Linked DNA regions of Mus musculus: regions 2 and 3 are each linked to region 1. A link is a contact called in ENCODE POLR2A ChIA-PET data. All regions are on one chromosome and are shown on one strand. Each heading gives the region's core, a stretch centred on a gene start or an enhancer-like site at or near the end of the contact. The rest is flanking DNA. Distances are from core to core; before and after follow the strand shown.

Evidence for each region. ChIA-PET counts read pairs that join two places held with the same protein, here RNA polymerase II (POLR2A).
Region 2: POLR2A ChIA-PET joins it to region 1 with 12 read pairs in embryonic stem cell. The contact joins the promoter of Rcn3 here to the promoter of Rras in region 1. POLR2A ChIA-PET finds 5 or more read pairs at or near these places in 3 of 5 experiments (Patski and embryonic stem cell).
Region 3: POLR2A ChIA-PET joins it to region 1 with 22 read pairs in embryonic stem cell. The contact joins the promoter of Ap2a1 here to the promoter of Rras in region 1. POLR2A ChIA-PET finds 5 or more read pairs at or near these places in 3 of 5 experiments (Patski and embryonic stem cell).

Annotation. Positions count from the first base shown.
Region 1 is chr7:45,016,687-45,019,386 of GRCm38, reverse strand. Rras (related RAS viral (r-ras) oncogene) reads right to left here and starts at 1,445. Exons shown (of 6, transcript NM_009101.3): 1 at 1,219-1,445. The coding sequence starts at 1,371.
Region 2 is chr7:45,090,889-45,093,588 of GRCm38, reverse strand. It overlaps Rcn3 (reticulocalbin 3, EF-hand calcium binding domain), which reads left to right and starts at 1,376. Exons shown (of 7, transcript NM_026555.2): 1 at 1,376-1,493; 2 at 1,901-2,148. The coding sequence starts at 1,907. It overlaps Fcgrt (Fc receptor, IgG, alpha chain transporter), which reads left to right. Exons shown (of 7, transcript NM_010189.3): 7 at 234-596. The coding sequence ends at 343.
Region 3 is chr7:44,928,137-44,930,836 of GRCm38, reverse strand. Ap2a1 (adaptor-related protein complex 2, alpha 1 subunit) reads left to right here and starts at 1,347. Exons shown (of 24, transcript NM_007458.2): 1 at 1,347-1,557. The coding sequence starts at 1,491. It also overlaps a transcript of Tsks not described here.

The DNA of each region.
Region 1 (2,700 bases), core at 196-2,695:
GGGAAGGTCTAGGTTCCAATCCTGCTTCAGAGAGGCAGCCCCACCCTTATCCCCGCCTCTCCCTTCCTGACTGTGTCCTGCTACTTCCAACCAGGCCTCTGGCCATCTCCAGGTTTGGCCCTTGGTGCTAGGGGCTCAAATTTGGACTCTTTCTTCCCACTGTAGGTTTCTCAACGGCATTGCCGGAGGCTCCTAGTCTGTGAATGTCCATCACCCAGGAACTTCTACAACAGCAAGTGGGCCCTCACTTTCCTAGTGTTGCCCTGATGTGGGGAGGCTCCCCGTGGGAACTGGGTGGAGGTTTCCGGGGCTGGGCTGGATTTTCTGAACTTGGCTGCTGAGGCTGAAGGTGGCTTCCTCTCTAGAGTGCTTGCTAAGGGCTGAGGCTAAAAGGGGTGCAAGGAATGGAGAGGATGAGGTTTGGTGTGTGTGGGGGGATGATTAGGACCCCAAAGTAAATAGATGCCCAAGGGTGAGAACAGCCTGGAGGGTTGGTTCCTGATGTAGGAGAGGTCTATTTATGGGACCTAGAACCTTCCAAGTAACAGGTCTCTGGAGGCTGTGAAAAACCTGAGTTCTATGCTTTTCTTTTTAAATCTGGAGATGACATGGGAGCTACTTAGAGTTTTCAGGGTTGAGGGTAAGGAGTTTGAGTGGGGAACTTAGGATGGAGAAATGGTTGGTTTTCCTTGGGGGTAGGATGGGGGGCTGCATTTAGCAGAATGGGGTATGCCAGATATTGGTGTTTTCCCAGGATGGTCATGTAGCAGGATCTTTCTGAAATCTCAGGTCTGAAGGGAAATCCTCTTCAAGCAGGGGTTACAGGGTGCCTGTTTTAGGACAGAGTGGTCCCAGCTGAGTCTTAGAATCAAAGTCTGGGCAATGATCAGGAGATTAGAGCCTCGGGGAGTGCTTGGGGTCTGAATGGAGCAACTGTTTGGAATTTAGGGTACTCCCAGTTGGTGAGCGGGGCTAGACAGACTAGGATGAGGGCTCTCAGGTACCTCTAGGAGGGTGATTTGTCCCAGGACATATTAGGAGAAAGCTTCCCCTCATGAAGGGGGTGGAGGCCCTGGGCATTTGGAGTCGCAATCAGAGGGTTAGAGATCCTCTTAGGAGGGTCTTAATGATGGTTCTGGGAGAAGCGAAAGTTTCAGGGAACCCAAAGGGCTCAAAGTCTCGATCTCGGGGAAACCCTCCCCGGTGAGGGCCCACTACCTGGATGAACTGGATGGTCAGCGCGCTCTTGCCCACGCCGCCGCCGCCTACGACCACCAGCTTGTGAGTCTCGCCGGGCGGGGGGTCCCTGGGTCCCGGCCCCCCGCCCCGGGGCCGCCCCCGCCCAGTCCCGGACGCCGCCCCGCTGCTCATGTCGCCACCGCTGCTGCTGCCGCCGCTACCGCCTAGGGGGAGTCAGGAGAGACCAAGGGGTGGGTTATGCTAATAATACTGCATAAACATGAGCTTTGGCCAGAGGACACGAGTCTCCGGATGCTTCTGGAGGAGGCGAGGCCAGAGTGAGGGAGGAGCTAGACTAATAAGGGTAGGGGAAACAAGGTTGCAAAAACGGGGAATTCCAAGAGGGGTGGGGATATGCTAATGACCCTGTGTCCACCCTAAGCACAGCCACGAGCTCTCCTCCTGCAGTCCGCCTTTGGGAGGAGCTATGCTAATAAACCCCATCTTTGGGCGAAAAAGTTTTCTTCGGGGCGGGGATATGCAAATTAAATGTTGCGGTAGTTATTATCTAAGGACCACTGTTTCTGGTAGGTGTGGCTTGGGGCTCCTTCTCAGGGCCGTATATAGGGAGATCTTAGGACAGCACAGGTCTCAAAATTAATCTCCGCCTCCTCCCTGGGATTGTCGCCAAGTTCTCTGCCCCAGCTTCGTTCTAGAGGCTGGCGTCTCGGCCTGTCTATGGACTTAGGCTTCCGGTTCCCGCTGTCCCAGCCAAACGGAAGATAGACTGGGAGGGGAGCTGGGGCCCTGGAGGGGGACAGCAGGGTAACTGGGCAGGACGGGCTGTGAGATCACCACATTCCTAATCCATGAGCCAGTTCATCCTAGTCGGGAAGTCCGGGTCTAGAAGGGCCGACAGCCAGGATTTCTGGGCTTTGGAAGGATGCGGTTGATAGCTCAGACACTGGTTCCTACGAGAGTATTGAGTTAGAGACTTAGATTTCTCCGGTCCGACTCCGGTCCAGGGGGTCGGGAGGGGCTCCTTACTACTACTGGGAAAGCTGGGAGTCTGGACTCATGGGGCCAAAGGATGGAGAGTCTGGGGACCCAGAATTCTGAGTTCGAGGGCATGAGTGCTCCGGGAGGGTTGTGGAAGAATTTAGCACTTACATTTATGTAAGATATGGTATTGACGTCCTGAAAGGGAAGAGGATTGAAATTCCAGAGTCCCAAGGAAGAGGGAAATGAGTCTTCACTCATCTGCTCTGAACCAGAAGACTCAGAGTTTGGATTTTCCTGTCCTGAGTAAAGGAGCTCTGGTTTGACTCCTGAGTTCTGAATTTAATGGAGATTATTTTAAGTTAAAGCCTATTCTGGACATCTTAGAATGAACTTATCTCAAAACAAACAAACGAAAAGAGGACTATAGATATAGTTTAGTGATAACATAGAACGTTTGTCTACCATGTATGAGCATTTAAATTCAATCTCTAGTTCCCCCCCCCCAATAAATAATTTTAG
Region 2 (2,700 bases), core at 127-2,626, 74 kb before region 1:
GCGTAGCTGTGTGCAGGATTGGGGAAGGGAGGGGCCGTGTGCAGGATTGGGGGTCGTGGCAGGAAGTAGCGACTCAGAAAGAAAGAGGGGAGGCAGAGAGATAATAGAGACAAAAGAGTCCCTGACCACCCTGGGAAAAGAGATGGGAACAGAGACCATAGCGTGACCCTGTCAGGTGTGTTGGGTGGGTGAGACCTTAGATACTTGTGCTGACCTCTGTTCCTCTCTCTCAGCCCCATGGCTTTCTCTCAGCGGCGATGACTCTGGTGACCTGTTGCCTGGTGGGAACTTGCCCCCAGAAGCTGAACCTCAAGGTGCAAATGCCTTTCCAGCCACTTCCTGATGCAGACTCGGGCCCCCTGCCCACTGCAGCCTTTCGGGCTGTGTGACCTCCTGAACTGTCTCCGAGCCTCCTGAGGGAGCCTGGGCCCGATGTCCTCCCATGGATCCCTGCTTTTGTGGCCTGCTTCAGTTTCCCTTCTTAATGTACATGGTTGTTTTCCATCTCCACATAAATTTGGCCCCAAATCTGTGTGTGCATCGTTATTCTCAAGTTTCAAGCAGCTGGAATAAATTGAACGCGTCTGGGAAAGATCATATAGACACCTCTTGATTGCTATCGTGCAGCCTGGCCATTTTATAGACCGAGTTGTGTATGTGATACCTACACTGTACCAGGCATTGCTTCTCTTCTTTTTCTTCCTTCCTTCCTTCCTTCCTTCCTTCCTTCCTTCCTTCCTTCCTTCCTTTCTTTCTTTTCCTTCTTTTCTTTCTTTCTTTCTTTCTTTCTTTCTTTCTTTCTTTCCTTCCTTCTTTCTTTTTTTTTTTTTTTAACATTTATTTATTTTATGTATCTGAGTACACTGCAGCTGTCTTCAGACACACCAGAAGAGGGCATTGGATTCCATTACAGATGGTTAGCCACCATGTGGTTGCTGGGACTTGAACTCTGGTCCTCTGGAAGAACAGTCAGTGCTCTTAATTGCAGAGCCATCTCTCCAGCCGCGCTCCCCCCCCACCCCCCCCTTTTTTTTTTAAAGACAAGGGTCTCTCTACGTCGTCCTGGCTGGCGGCAAACTCATAGAGACAGACTGCTTCTGTCTCCCAAGTGAGCCAACCAAACCCGACCTCCTCTTTTCTGAAACGGATCTAAGAAATGGAAAGAGTTTTTAAAAAATACATTCCCCTTAATCCCCTGGGGCCAGAGACTCTGGAGGTGGTCGTGCAAGTCGGCCCATATGTTTGCTGGGAGTTGTAGTTCAATATCAGCCTTATCGCCCACCACGCCTTCGGGTCTGGAGCTCGGCCTTGTGGACGTGGCAAGGGGGTCGTCATTGGCTCCGCCCCTGAGGCTTTCCTGCGCAGTCATTGGTCAGAGGGCGGCAGCCTCTGGACGGCTGGTGGAGGAGCTTAACTGGAACCTGGCCAGGTTGGGCATCTTTGTGCGAAAGCAGAGCTCAGCGTAGGGAGCTAACTCAGGCCGGGTAACAGAGGTGTGGTGGGGTGATGGTGGGGTGAAGGTGGGGTGGGTGGAAGGGTGGGGGTCGCGGTCCAGCCTGGGGGCAGCACAGAGGAGCCTGCATGATGCTTTCGGCCACCACCATGCCCTGAACTTTGGGTGGGACATGCGCCACGTCTCTAACTGAAATACCCCCTTTCTGCTCTGAGACTCCTCTGAGGCTCGGATTCCACCCCCAGAGGTTGTTTTGCCTTTAAATTCTCTATTCTTTTTGCCGACTTTTCTTGAGCCCAAAACTTTTTGCAGCCTGCGCTTTTATCGGCCCTGCCTTAGGCAGCCTCCTCTACTCCGCCCCCTTCAAAGTTCTCCCACATTATCTCTGGTTCAGACACCCCCCGCCCCCAGTCTTATCCCTGACCGCTGGTCCTCACCTCTCCTCAGGAACCGATGATGTGGCGATGGTCGTTTCTGTTGCTTCTCTTACTGCTGAGGCACTGGGCCCTCGGGAAGCCATCCCCTGATGCAGGACCTCATGGCCAGGATAGGGTCCATCATGGAACCCCCCTGAGCGAGGCCCCCCACGATGACGCCCACGGGAATTTCCAGTACGACCATGAGGCGTTCCTGGGACGAGACGTGGCCAAGGAATTTGACAAACTCAGCCCAGAGGAAAGCCAGGCCCGACTTGGGTAGGAGGATGGCGGGGGAGCGGGGCAGAAGTGGGAGGTGGGGAGAGAGAAGTTAACTGAAAAGACAAAACTGTGGCACTCACCTCCTGGGAGAAGGCGGAGCTAAACCTGAGGCTGTGGGGGACCTGCGTCACCAACCCCTGGGTTCCCCTCTACCTCAGTCCCCCCTATGCCTCTGTCTGGACTTCCCTCTTCTCTCTTCTAAACGGGACGCCGACTCTCGGTAGAGACTGAAGACAAGGGATTTGAGGAAGATGCCAAGGTCAGAGATCAGGTTGACCTGGGATGAGTGATGCCAACTGGACTGGACGGGCTTGCCCCGTTTCTAGGTGACAGATACAGTCAGCATGGGCCCGGGACAAGAAGGCCACTCGTGCAAATATGCTTGATTATTTTCATTGTTATTAGTACTTTGAGATCGAATTTCATTTGTGGAACTAGCTAGTCTGAAATTCACTCTGTAGACGAGACTGGTCCTGAATTCAGAAATCCGTCTGCCTCTGCCTCCCGAGTGCTGAGATTAAAGATCTGCGTCTTTAATGTGATGGCAAT
Region 3 (2,700 bases), core at 98-2,597, 88 kb after region 1:
CCATTCTCTCACTGGGGGATTAAACGTTACATCCTTAACCTTTTCTGTTTTTGAGACAGGGACTCTCCATGTAGTCCTGGCTATCCTGGAGCTGTTTACATAGATCAGGCTGGCCTCAAACTCACAGAACACTACCTTCTATTCACAAGGACTCAGTGCTGCCTCTTCCTAGGTCCCAGGACATAACTACCTTCTAGACCCATTCTGGGGGTGTCAAATTAGAAAAGCCTGTCAGGGGTGCCGTTTTGTTCATGGGGATAATAGACATGGACTCTCCCAAGTCCCTTTGCCCCAAATTTCTCAATAACCCCGGGCATTGGTGTTCTGGGGGCTTTGACTTCCCTGCAACTAGTGAACCATAGAACCTAGGGAGTCGGAAGCAAAACAAACTGACCCAGTCCTCAGCTGTGGCTTTAACTGGCTTTTCCTTGAGTGGTTCTCCAGAACTGATGGAGGAAGCAATTTTGATCTTATGACCATTATAGGCAGATTGTCTTCGGTACTGGGGTTTAGGGAGGAAAAAAGAGTAACCTATATTGAAAAATGTTTAAAAACCAAAATAGTAATCCCAGTTTTCCATTTTTGAGCTGTAGTCTTGGGGAAGCCACTCAATCTCTTTGGACCTCAGTGTCTATGGTAACAATCCTTAACCGGCAGTCCCTCCTCTCATGGATAAGAGGTTTGCAGACAAGTCAAATTTCCAGGCGTTGTTTTTAGGGAAGGGAATGCTCCCGAGGCCGGGGCTCGGGAGTGGAGACCGACTGGGAAGAGGGAGGCGCCTGCGTAGTGGACACCTCACGGTCTACCGCCTCGCCCAGCCCCTCTCTGCAGCAGGGAATTGCAGGCATCGCTCCACCTATCGCAGTTCAGCTAACTGACAGGGCTTCTTTCTCCTTCCTTCTCTACGGATCGTCGCCCTTTTGCCCGCCCCCCACAACCGCCCCTTCGAGGGCGGAAGTATGACGCTTCCGGCGAATCGGCAGAGCCTTGCGAAGAGCAATCTCCTCACCCATTGGTCTTCTTTTCCCGAAGTTCCGCCTCCTTCGGCCTCTTACATCCCGCCCTACTGGCGCGGAGCTGGTAGTCCATCCAATTAGCGTTGGTCTCGGCCGTTCAGGGGGCGGTCCCAGAGTGTGTCATCGAACTCCCCCGTCTCTAGGGCAACGCCCCCTGCCTCCCTGCTCCGAACGGAAATAGCCCGGTACTGCACCAATCATCACCTGGTGTCTTTACTATTTAGCCAATCAGAGAGAGAGGAGGGCGGGCGTTCTATTGTGAGCGGCAGGGCTCTCAGCTAACAAGTGGCGTACGTTCCCGGATGACAATCCGTAGGGGCGGGTCTGAGGCGGGGCGTCGGCCTGCAGCCAGCCCGCCGCTAGCCCGCCCTCCCCCGGCCGGCTCCTCGGCGCCGTCTGGGGTCCTTTCCGCCCGGTGCCGCCAGCCAGCCCCGCGCCCGTTCGGCCAGGCTTGGAGCCGAGCCCTCCGCCATCATGCCGGCTGTATCCAAAGGCGATGGCATGCGTGGGCTCGCCGTGTTCATCTCCGACATCCGGAACTGTGAGCTCATGACCGGGGCCCGGGGGTCACGCGGCGACCGGGCGGAGGGAGCAGGGAAGCGCGGGGGTGTCCTCCCGGGAAGGACCAGGATGGCGCGGGCGGACGTGGCGGGAGGAGGTGGAGGGAATAGGGCAACGGGTTAGGTAGGTCATTCAGTGCCATCTCGAGCCTAGATGGAGGAAATCAGGGACGCAGAAGAGATGGGAGGCGGGCAACCACCTAGGGCCAGGGGCCAGAAGTTGGGGAACTGCCCAGGAACCAGAGATGATATAATTGGGGACAGCAGAAAGACCAGATATAATAAAGTGGGAAGACAGCAGAGGGACTCGAGATGATAAAGTGTGTGTGTGTGTGTGGGGGGGGGGGGGGATCAGGGTAACCAGAGATGATGAAGTGGGGAGATACCAGAGGAATCAGAAATAGAAATGGGGTGACAGCAGAAGGATAGAGAAGATAAGGTGGGGGACAGCAGAGGGATCAGTGATGGAAGTGGGGAAACTGCAGAGGAAGCAGAGATGATAGGGTAGGAACAACACCATAGGGCCCCCAGATGATAAGGTGAGGACATAGCAGAGAAACTAGAGATGATAAGGTTGGGGGGACAGCAGAAGGACCAGAGATGAAGAGGTAAGGGACAGAGGACCAGAGGATGATGTATGAAAAGACTCTACATGGAAGATTGTGTAAAAGACATGGAAGGCACCAGGTGTACTTGTGCAGGCCTTTAATCCTACTACCTCTGAGACACAGGTAGGCTGATGATCTCTGTGAGTCCATGACAGCCAGGGTTACACAGAGAGACCCTGTCTGAAACAGCTAACGTCCCCCTAATCCCCCACCCCCAAACAAGGACAGCATTGAAGAGGCTACATGTAAAAAATAAGGGACTATAGTATAAAGTCTTGGGGAACCTAAGATACCAGCAGGCTCTGGGAAGGTATCACAGAGTGAGTGTTTATGATGGAAGCAAGGTATCTTAATGCTCTGTGAGAAGAGCTCTATCAAGCTGGGGGAGGGGAAGTTTGTACCCTGAGGAAGGGAACAAGGCAGGCCTGGATCCAAGCCTTTTTTGGCTTATTACAGCAATATGAGGACCATAGTCCCTTCTAGGAAGGGTTGTAACAATGGCCTGGCCTGGCTGCT